Regions from separate parts of the Homo sapiens genome. Here region 1 is linked to region 2. The links are chromatin loops, found by intact Hi-C in ENCODE. Cell type or tissue: B cell. All regions are shown on one strand. Each heading gives the region's core, and the rest is flanking DNA. Links, peaks and the distances in the headings are about the cores only.

The links. A loop is a pair of places that touch in the nucleus more often than their neighbours do. Peaks named below come from ENCODE experiments on the same cell type or tissue, not always from the same donor. Only the 100,000 strongest peaks of a DNase experiment are listed, where the experiment ranks them.
Region 1: it touches region 2 in a loop (8-fold over the local background); 1 of 110 quality-filtered maps calls a loop at or near these places.

The regions. Positions count from the first base shown.
Region 1 is chr1:221,791,538-221,796,924 of GRCh38, forward strand. No RefSeq gene overlaps it. Among named protein-coding and RNA genes, the nearest start is that of LINC01655, 46 kb to the right of the region's middle. In B cell, for the core only: no CTCF peak of the experiment used is centred there; DNase peaks (open chromatin) are centred at 2,314 and 2,934; H3K4me3 peaks cover 855 bases; H3K27ac peaks cover 2,325 bases.
Region 2 is chr1:221,937,473-221,942,859 of GRCh38, forward strand. The region is part of intron 1 of LINC02257 (long intergenic non-protein coding RNA 2257); the gene reads right to left. Among named protein-coding and RNA genes, the nearest start is that of LINC02474, 26 kb to the right of the region's middle. RefSeq lists an enhancer at 2,018-2,197. In B cell, for the core only: a CTCF peak has its summit at 2,307 (motif pointing left); a DNase peak (open chromatin) is centred at 2,309; H3K27ac peaks cover 369 bases.

The sequences.
Region 1 (5,387 bases), core at 185-5,184, 150 kb before region 2:
ATTGGCAAAGTGATGCTCTGGTGACCTGGGATTGCTGCTACAGTGAAAAGCTATGACTAGCTATAAGGCACACATAAGACATTGCCCTGCCTCCTGTTTCCTCTGCACTATGGGATGTGCTTTTCAGGCTGGGTGAGGTGGCTCATGCCTGTGATCCCATCACTTTGGGAGGCTGAAGAGGGTGGATTGCATGAGCCCAGGAGTTTGAGACCAACCTGGGCAACACGACAAAACCCCATCTCTATAATAAAGACAAAAAATAATTTAACAAAAAAGATGCTTTTCAGAAACCATGGCTGTATAGAAATATCATTCCGAATGCTTGCAAAAGACCCAGTCATTGAGTGGCAGCCTTAACTCTCTTCTTTAGAAACTCAGTTTTTCATCTGAGTTTGTTTCTTTCTGTGGGCAGACCATGTTGCTGGTCCCATTGCTTTGGCTGATGAGTTCAATTATTTCCTGAATCAACTCCAGCCCATTGTTTTCAGACTGCTTCATGGTCATGGAACTTTGATCATAACACTAGTAAATGTGTTCCTTTCGCCCTGGCAAGGCAGGCTTACATATGAAATGATAGCATAACCTCACATCCTAGTGCAGGGGAGAACTTCAATCACTGTACTGCCATCTTCACCAGCACAAGGAAACACCTATAAGTCTTTTTTTTTTTTTCTATTCTTACACATTCTTCTTACTCAGGAGTCAGCAAACTATGGTCTTTAAACCAAATCCAGCCTGCACTCTGCTTTCATAAATAAAATTTTATTGGAACACAACTATGCTCACTTTTTAAAAATGTCTTACTTCTGGCTGTCTTCATGCTACAATGGCAGAGATGAATAGTCATAACAGGGAACAAATGGTCTAAGAAGCCTAGAATATTTACTATCTGACTCTTTACAGAAAAAGATCACCAACTCATGCTCTAACTTACTTTATTTTCTATTTCCATTGCTTGGACTGTTGTGATTTCCAGATTTGAGATTTCTTATGTGATCATCTAATATTTCATAATTCTTCAGTGACACCCATTGTCTCCAGTACAAATCCCAAATGAATTCGGCATACAAGGCCTTTCATAACTTGGTTCCTATCTAGATTTCTATCCTCTTCTCCATCAACCACACACATTTTCCATCAACCACACACATACCCTTGTGATAGAACCACAATAAGTTTGTCCTTCACGTGTAAATAGCCCAGGCTCTTGTATCTTCTGGTATGTTATAGGTTATGTTCTCTGCCTGGAGTCCACTTTCTTCATGCTAGGCAATAAGCCACTCTTTCTCTAAGAGCTAACCTATCATCTAGCCTTCATAATTCATCACTTTTCTTCTCCACTGTGTTTTAATAATTTGTTTTCACATCTGCCTATCCTATAAAACTGTGTTATTTCTTGAAGGCGGGGAACTCTGTCAATTGATTTTTATATTCAGTGTGTCCGACACATATTTTGGTGCATGGTAGATACTCAGTAGATGTTTATTTGACAAATGAATGGGCCAATAGAGAAATGCATGCCATGCGTATATTGGTGCTTCCATTAGTAAAGCACATGCTCTCCTTGGGATGAACCTCCCTATCTCCCACTCCCATTAACATTATCTGACAAGAGTCCGTTTTATGTGGGACAAACATGGGCTTAGCAATGAACATGAAATTGATGAACATGCTCTGTCTGCAAGTCTGCTGCTCACTAGCCCAGGCATCACTGGCTGAGGCACGTAACTTCTGCCCACTGGCCTGATCCATGAAGGTGGCAGAACAATTTATTTTTCCTGAAAGACTGTGAGCATTAGTCCCTATATCAGAAGAAGGTATAGAAATAAGGGAGACTATATTGGAATGTCTAAGGGAAAAGCCATGCCTAGGGCTGCCTGGACGTCAGAGACAGGTGAGAGTGCACATGTGTACACTTGGTAAGGCCAAGGCAGCTCTGCTGACAGGAAGGTTACCTCTGAGCCACGTGACTCAAGCTGCACAGAGCAGAGTCAGCCTTTGGAGAAGGTCAATGTGGTGAGGAGGGAGGGAGACTAGGACTTGGAGGTTTCTTTGGGCTCAGTCATTGGCTCAGTATTCAGCAGCAATTTTAGCCCAAACCTCAAGTCATAGACCAAGCAGAAAGAGCCTGGATTTTCTAGGACTAAATCATGGGTAAGGAGGAAGATAAGACAAGAAAAATGCATGGGGAAAGAGGGAGAAATAAGAAGAGATCAAAGCAGTCAGGGTGAAGAAATAAAAATAAAAGCAAGGGGGTGAGATCACATGAGCAGAGGTGGTAGACTGTGACCACTTGTCATTCATAAGGTCTCAGGCATTTCCTGGGCAGCTTCTCTCCACTTCAAGCCTGTATCAGTTCCTCTACCGATCAAGCCGGCATTTTCTGCCTTTCCCACCTCTGTGCTCTCTCCCTCTTCTCTTTTTCCTTTCATCTCTTCCTCTCTAGTTCTCTATCCCTCCTCCTGCCTGCCTTAGCCTCTATTCTCCTCCTTTTTTCCTCTCTCTCACTACTCTTCTTGCCCTATTTCCAAAGCCTCCTTTCCAGTGTTAACTTGATCCAGAAAGGATCTTGCCTCTTGGGGAGAGAGCTCAAAAGCAGTGAAAAGAGGCTGCTTTCTATTGGAATTGTCATGGAACCATGTCTGAAAGTACCAGGCTGGAGCACTGGCTCTATCCTGCCCCTGAGAAAAGTGACTGAACTTTCCTTTACACATACACACACACACACACACACACACATACACACCCCCCAACAACATGCCTACCAATTCAAACGCTCTCCTACACAGGAGACTGTAGTCTCCTGGCTCAAGGGAACAATGCCATTGTTCAGAATGTTTAACCTGATTCCTTTGTGGGGAGTTCCAAACTATCATAACCAAATTCTGATGTCATGCTGGTGGCAGGGAAATAACCCATCTGCTCTGGGCTAACCACGTTACATCAAGTTTTAATTACATGCAATTATATTGGTGGAGAGAGAAGAGGATGACTTGAATTGAGGCCCTGTCAGTAATCACAGGCTAGGCTAAAGGGACTTTTGCTGGGGAAGTTAATGGGTGCCCTTACACAGATGATACAAATACATGCTCTACAAAATGAATCAGTTGCCAAGTTCTGTTGGTTCATCCTGAGTGATGTCTGGGATTCTCCATCCCTCTGTTTCCTTTCCATTTCACCCTAGTGCCCCAGTTCAGCTCCTGTTGCTGTAATCCCAGACTATTAGCGTAGTCTTCCAAATACTTTCCACCCCTCCTGGAGCTTCCCTTTTCAACCCAAATTGCCTGCTAAGGGTAAATTGATTGTTGTAAAGAAAAATCTCATCATATAAGCTTTCCACTCACCTATAGAAAACAGCTCATTCTCTTGCCACATTTGTGGCTCCTAGCACATCTCCCACTATCCTCGTATATGGATCCTAGATTCTGGCCATGGTGGACCTTGAATATTCTCTAAACATGTCTCATGTTAATTATCATTGAAACTTTAAAAAAATTCAGCTGCAATATCTGATACTCCTGTTTACCTAATCTTCCAGACCCACTCATCTATGGTCTGGACTCTGAAGCCTCTTTATGATTAATGGTTCAGAAATGATGTCTCCCTCCCCTGAATCTTTAGAGCATTCAGATAGGTTTTATCCCTGTAAAGTGGCCCAATGAGGACACAATGGTCTGTACTAATAGCTCATTGAAGGCAGAGTTAGTTTATATTTAATCCATCTTTTATCTCCCACAGTGTCTTACACAGAGTAAAAACTGAATAAATAAATGATTTTTATCTATTGAACAAGTTTAAATACAATGGGGCTTGTAAGTTGAAATGGATGTCAAGGAAATAAAACACAAGGACAGAAAAAAATGTACAAATTACATATACAACCAATCTGACAGTCCATTGTGAGACTAAACCAATGCCAAGAAGTTGTTAGAAGCTTATGGATGGAAGCAAAAGGGTATAGAGACAGTGTGGGCGAAGTCTTTGAGACCAGAGGAAGATTGTGACTAAGTGGGAAGTTTTCTGTGCTAAGTGGTGTGCTGGCTGCCTTACCACACATCTCTCATTCAATCCTCACAACCACCCCGTGTTACATGTGAGGAACCTGCCTAGGGCCACACAGCTGGAAAGGCAGAGTCAGGACCCAAACCCAAGCTCCCAGACCCCAAGCCCATATTCTCTGCATGGCACAGTACTATCCTTCCCCTAACATATTGTCCCTGATGTAAGATGTCTGTCGTATCAAAACTACTGTCATTGTTATAGAAGTTAAAGTAGAAAGAAATTCATTTTTAGAATAAAGTTATACAAACTGTATTTTGGTTCTTTGTACTTCCCGGAAAAAAAAATTATGTTTTATTAAGTCACCTTTGCCTTGTCAAAATATTAAGACACTTTAAACACCCCTCTCTCCCCCTTGCTCCCTTCCCTGCCACTAACTCTATGACCCCAACCCTGTTCCCAAAAGCCTTGACAACTGCACTCTGTTCACCTGATTGTTATGACTTTATTCTTATATGTATGGCTTTTTGCTTGTGTTTTAATACAATAGTTATACATACATACATATATATAAAGTTATATATATGTGTAGTCACATATACACATGTATATATATATATGAGAGAACTTGAAAAAGTTCATGGAAAATGGAATTAAAAGATAAATATAAAGTATACGATCTTTATTTCTCAACATAAATTCTATCAAATTCAAGACATAATTGTAAGTGATGATACCAGCCATTTAGTCCACCCCTAGAGAACTGAGGGCCCTGGGAATTTAATCACATCAATGCAGTATTTTTTACATTATTAACTGGAGAAAAATGGGTGCCCTTTAAAGATTTTCTAAGGTTAGGAAACAAAAAGAAGTCAGAAGGAACCAAATCAGAACTGAAAGTGGGATGCCTAATGATTTTCCGTTGAAACTTTCACAAAATTGTCCTTGTTTGATGAGAGAAACAAGCAGGAATATTGTTGTGGTGAAGAAGGACTCTCTAGTAAACTTTCCTGGGCATTTTTCTGCTAAAGCTTTGGCTGGCTTCTCAAAGCACTCTCATAATAAGCAGATGTTGTCATTCTTTGTCCCACCAGAAAGTCAACAAGCAAAATGCCTCGAGCATCCCCCAAAACTTTTGCTATAAGCTTTGCTCTTGACTGGTCAGCTTTTGACTGGATCACTTCCACCGCTTGGTAGCCATTGCTTTCATTGTGCTTTCTCATCTGGCTCGTACTGATAAAGCCATGTTCTATCTCCAGTTACAATTCTTCAAAGAAATGCTTCAGGATCTTGATCCCACTTGTTTAAAATTTGCATCCAAAGCTCTACTCTTGTCTGCAGCTGATCTTGGTGCAACAGCTTTGGCACCCATCAAGTAAAATGATTGC
Region 2 (5,387 bases), core at 266-5,265:
AGTCAAGTAGGAGTTCCCTTTTACTCAAAAAGGGGTCAACTTTTATGTTCTCATCAGGACTTAAAGTGATTGGATGTGGCCCACCCACACAGGGAGCCCATCTACTTCACTCAGTCTACTGATTCCAGTGCTAATCTCATCCAGAAACACCCTCACAGACACACTTAGAATAATGTTTGACCAAATATCTGTGCACTTGTTACCCAACCAAATTGGCACATAACATTAACTATCACGTGTATATTGTATCTCAGGCATCCAGCACATTCCTACGCACAAAATTGTGCAAGGGACATTCTATGAGCCAAGGAGGGATAGAGTCAACGATTCTTAGTTGTGATCCCTCAGAGAGAACACACATGCAAACGCAGACACACAAACACACCCCAAAAGTATGCATCTACCAAAACAAGCCATATAAAGAACATTTTTAGCTTATTCCTTTCATTTTAAAGGCAAGGAAACAGGCCCAGAGAGGTAAAGTGACTTTCTCAAAGTTACACGTCAAATTAATGACTTCTCTAGAACTAACACTCAGGACTCTAGAATTTAAGTTCAATGCCAGTACAATGTTGTTTGTCATTTGTATGACCCTGCCTGTGATCCTGTAGGCCTCAGACATTCTAAAACCCCTTCTTCCTTTTGCCAAACCCTGTGTGATGAGGAGCTAACAGCCATGTGGCATGACTCTTCATGTCCTTCCAAATAGCAGAACCAGCCTTCCAGGGGGCAATGGTTCATTGTGGATCTAAAAGTACGTATTTTGAGAAGGAACGCAAAGTAGTTGGGAGGCAGATTCATAAGCTAATTGTTTTGGGCTTATTACAATCAATATCAGTTGCCCCAGGCCAAGGCTGCCTTTGCCTTGTCAGGCTGCTGACATTTTGTGCTTGGTCACCCAGCTCCTTGCTCCAAAGTGATACATTATTGATTTTCCTCCTGTCCCATTAAGGCCACCCTTTCATCTCCCCAGGGATAGATGATGCTTTTGCACACAGCTTGCATGTGCCCAGACTCCTTAGTGGGAAAGGCTATATAGGATGAGAAGGTTACCTTTGCAATTTCACACCCTCAGATTCTGTCTGCAGCTGAAGAAAATCCACTGTCACACAAATCATACTACCTGAATTTCCTAAATGCCCTTTTTCATCTTCCCCCATATGTCAACATTTTTTAAACTCAGAAAAAACATTTCTGCCTCCTCCCTGGGTTCCAATCGATGCTGGCCTTCAAACATATAAGGTGAGTTTTTTACCCATCTCTCTCTCTCCTGAACAGTGGGGGATGTTGGGAAAATCCTGGGATTTAAGGGATGACATACCTGGGCTCAAGACATGGCTTCCCCATTTACCCAAATGATGACCTTGGAATCCTTCTTTGAGCCTTCATCGCTTCATCCTTGAGAGAGGAAATAATAATACCTGCCCGATCACTTTATAAAATATTTAAATGAGATCACATGTGTGAAGCACCGAGTCTGGAACACAGTACGTGTCAATGCCTCATCCTTTTCTATTTCTCCTGCTGTCTCTTGGGAGACTGGAAGACTGTGGCCTCCCCAAGGTAGGGGCCACTCATTCCTCATCTTTGTCCCTAGCATCACATTTGGCACAGATTAATGTTTGGGGAATTGAGGACAACAAGGCAGATACACTTTTATAGATAATGACACTGCCTCTTAGAGAGATTCAGTGCCTTGTCCATGCCAAGACCACTGATAGAAATGAGTCTGTTAAGTTCCAGCATTTTGACTCTTTGTCTCATCTTTCATTCACTAAATCTTGGTGCCTTATGTTCACTCCAAAACAATCTGAACGCAACAACTATGCAGACTAAGTGTGTGGTTACTTCCTGACTTTTCCTCAGAGTTAACTAGTTCCAGCCTCTGTTTAATGGTAAACATAGATTTCCACCATAATCCGTACTGGCCCCACCTCTTGTCACCTGCAGCTGTCCTCTTCAACCTTCCCATAGCACAGCCTTCCTAGTTACCAGCAAATGGGAATTTGAAGCAGAAGGTGTTGAAATCATCTCAGCCCACCTCCACGTTACACAGACTTGAGACCCAGGGCTTTTGGGCTTCCATGCCAAGTTTCCAGCTGCAGTTTAGCCTCTTTTCAAACAGCAATTCTTTCGCCAAATGCTTCCACATGCTTCAGTTTCAGGTGTTAATTCTACCTTCTAAATTCTTGTTCTGAATATCAGCCCAGTGGCCAGGCTTCACTACCCAAGAGCTGCCAGCCTGTGGTCTGAATTTGCAAGTGTCTCCTGCATGCTTTCTCATTATTGGCTTCACCCACCTGCTTGGGTCCCTGGTATTGCACCAGCTGGCAGCCCCTGCTGGTGGTGACTGATGTCATAAACCACTACGAGAGCTAGTTGCTTCCCCCCAGACTCTTCTCTGTTGTCAACCAGATTGCCACTTAGCCTTGGTCCAGTTCCCAGTCCCCTCCCCATCTGTAGAGTCTGCCTGCCAGCACACTGCTATGACTTTCTTTTCATAAAATACTGCTTTTATTTATGAGTAGATCTCCTTTACCACATCACCATCTATAAAATACACACTTGCCCCTTCATCTCAACAATGACATTTCCTCATAGTCTCTTCCTACAGTCTTTAATAAATAAGGACTGCATAATACAAGGGAAAATACAGGATTAAAGAAGATAACAAGAAAAAATTCTCCTTCAATCCTCACAAAATCCCATATGCCTTATTACAGATAACTGATGTCAATAAGTCATGTTAATATAATGGTCGAACAATATTTTTTTTCTCCAGGCTTCTGGAGTTGCTCCCCACTGTCCGTTGATAGACTAGGTGTATAAACACATATTTAATTGCTTAATAAGGGCAAGGCCAAGGAAAGAGTGAAGTATATCAAGCTTTCTACTTGTGGCTTATTTGGTTTACTCCTCACAAGTCCTCACTATCATGACATTTAGCCAGAAATCAAAATATGTTCTCAGTATTTCTGAAGTTGGCATTCCTACAGTTAGAATCATGATGCTGGAAGATGTGGGGTTCTCCAGAGCAGGACCCATCCTAAAGTAAAACATATTTTGAGCACACGCCCTAAGCCCAGCCCAAAATGAATTTCAGCATGTGGTTCAATTCTGAGCAAAATTCCGGTGAAAATGCTATCCTTCTTTATTAAATAGGAATGGTAGCCAGGTGCAGTGGCTCATACTCATGGTCCCAATGCTTTGGGAGGCCAAGGCAGGAGAATTGCTCGAGTCCAGGAGTTTGAGACCAGCCTGGTCAACATGGCAATACCCCATCTCTATGAAAAATGCAAAAATTAGCCAGGCATAGCACAGCTGCACACCAGTTGCCCCAGCTACTCAGGAGGCTGAGGTAAGAGGTCAGGAGGTCAAGGCTGCAGTGAGCTGTGATTGTACCACTGCACTCCTAGGTGACAGAGCAAGGCCATGTCTCAAAATTAATTAATTAATTAATGTAATATGAATGGCTTGATTAGAGAGGGAGTGGGACCCTCAATCTTGTCAACCATGAGAGAAAACACCACCCAAGAGCAAATCAGGACCTCAGTAGCAGAGCATGGGCAAACTTACCCCTTGAACTCTTAGTCATCTGCCTGGAGCCAAGGCACCACATACTACCGAGCAAGCGCGTGTGAGAACCCACAACCTCCATCCCTGTTTTACCTGCAACACTAACCTCAGGAGGCAATTCACTCCCTGTTTTACCTGCAACACTAACTTCAGAAAGCAAATCACTCCCGAGGCAAGTCATTCCTGTCTGATAGTTCCCAAACATCCCTATCTGCCACGTTTTCTTGAAACCCAGAGACTCTGTTCCAGTGGATGGAGGCAGCCAGCTAGTCTACAGCTGCATAGTGTCAAACAATTTCCCCCTTCTGGTCGAGCTTTCACCTACGTGACAGTGTGAACAAAACTAAAGGCATTAGCACTACTCTCAGTTACTATCATTCAAGGTTTCTGGTCTCAACACATCATTCATAGGTTATGATGTACTCATGATCATGTATTTCCTTGAGTTTTTGTCATTCCAATAGAAGAGAGGCCATCTGATGTTTGACTGATGGGCTGTGCAAACATTTAAAAATTTTTTAGAGGACACAATGCACCAGGGAGACTAGTATTACGACTATCTGGAGAATACTATCAAGATTTTGAGATATGCTTCTTAGCTAGGGTACCAGTAAATCAAACCAACTAAAAATGAATAGATCAAAGAATGAGCCAGATGAGGGGTGGACCCATTTTAACCAAATAACCTGTTTGTTAATTTTTGTAATTGGGTCTCAAAATTACCCATATATTTTTTTCCTGTACAACAAGAAATGTTAGCAATTGCACAGATTTCTCCCTATCTAGCCAGTACGCATCAATTCTTTTATCTAGCATTGCATGACTTGGTTAAAGTAGGGAGGGGCAATTTGCAGGTTACCTGTAGAAGCTAATGATTGTCAAAGTTTAACTACAGCATTATCCTGCCAACTGAAAGAGATAGGCATAAACAAGGGAAAATTAAGAGGGTTAAAAGTCTCATATCATGGAGTCCTGTTCTGACAGTCTTGGGAAAAGCTCTCCACTGCATGAAGTCAGCAACTTCTCCTGGTTTGCAGTTTGTATGTTTCTGATTATGGCATCAGGCATTTTGGTGAATTCTCTGTGTGGCCCATACATCAGGCATGAGCTTTGCCTCTTGAAATTTATTAAGTTGGCCTTATGGGCTTTATGAACAGAGTAGTTTTTGTTCTTAGTTGGAGAATCATAGCCAGATATTAGAGGAAACTAGAATTCAGAATCAAATTCAGTCTACAGGCAGAAAATAAAAACTTGAAAGCAATGAACTTGGCTACAATTGAATAACAGATGTAACACAGTTTTCTTCTAAAATGTAATTTTTCTCTCTATAGTCACTACCATTTCTATAAAAGATAATCAGAGTAAGACTAATTTGTTTGCAAATTAAGTTTAGTTTCATTAAACTTGGCCTATTTATTCACCTAAGTGCAGCATGCATAATCACATAGTTTCCTTTTAAATTTTCTTTGCTGGAAATTTTGACAAGGAATCTCAAATTAGACTTTTAAAAATCTCTTGACACTAGGAAGCCAAACCAAAGCAGATCAGACCTTGCCTGAAGTATCTAATATCTTGAGGTTCCTGGGCCTGCCAGAAAGTGACAACTTTTTGTTCACTCACTGTAATGGTGGGAACACTTAAAGCTAGGCATTTTATGTACATTTTCAAATATGACATTCCAGTCAAAGCCTCTATGATATAACCAATGTTTCCAATTGCATCCTCTTATAAAGAGAGGAAATTTTTGTGAACTTATATAAATAGCCATATTGCCATCATAATAAGAACATTCACAAATAATTTAAAAAAAT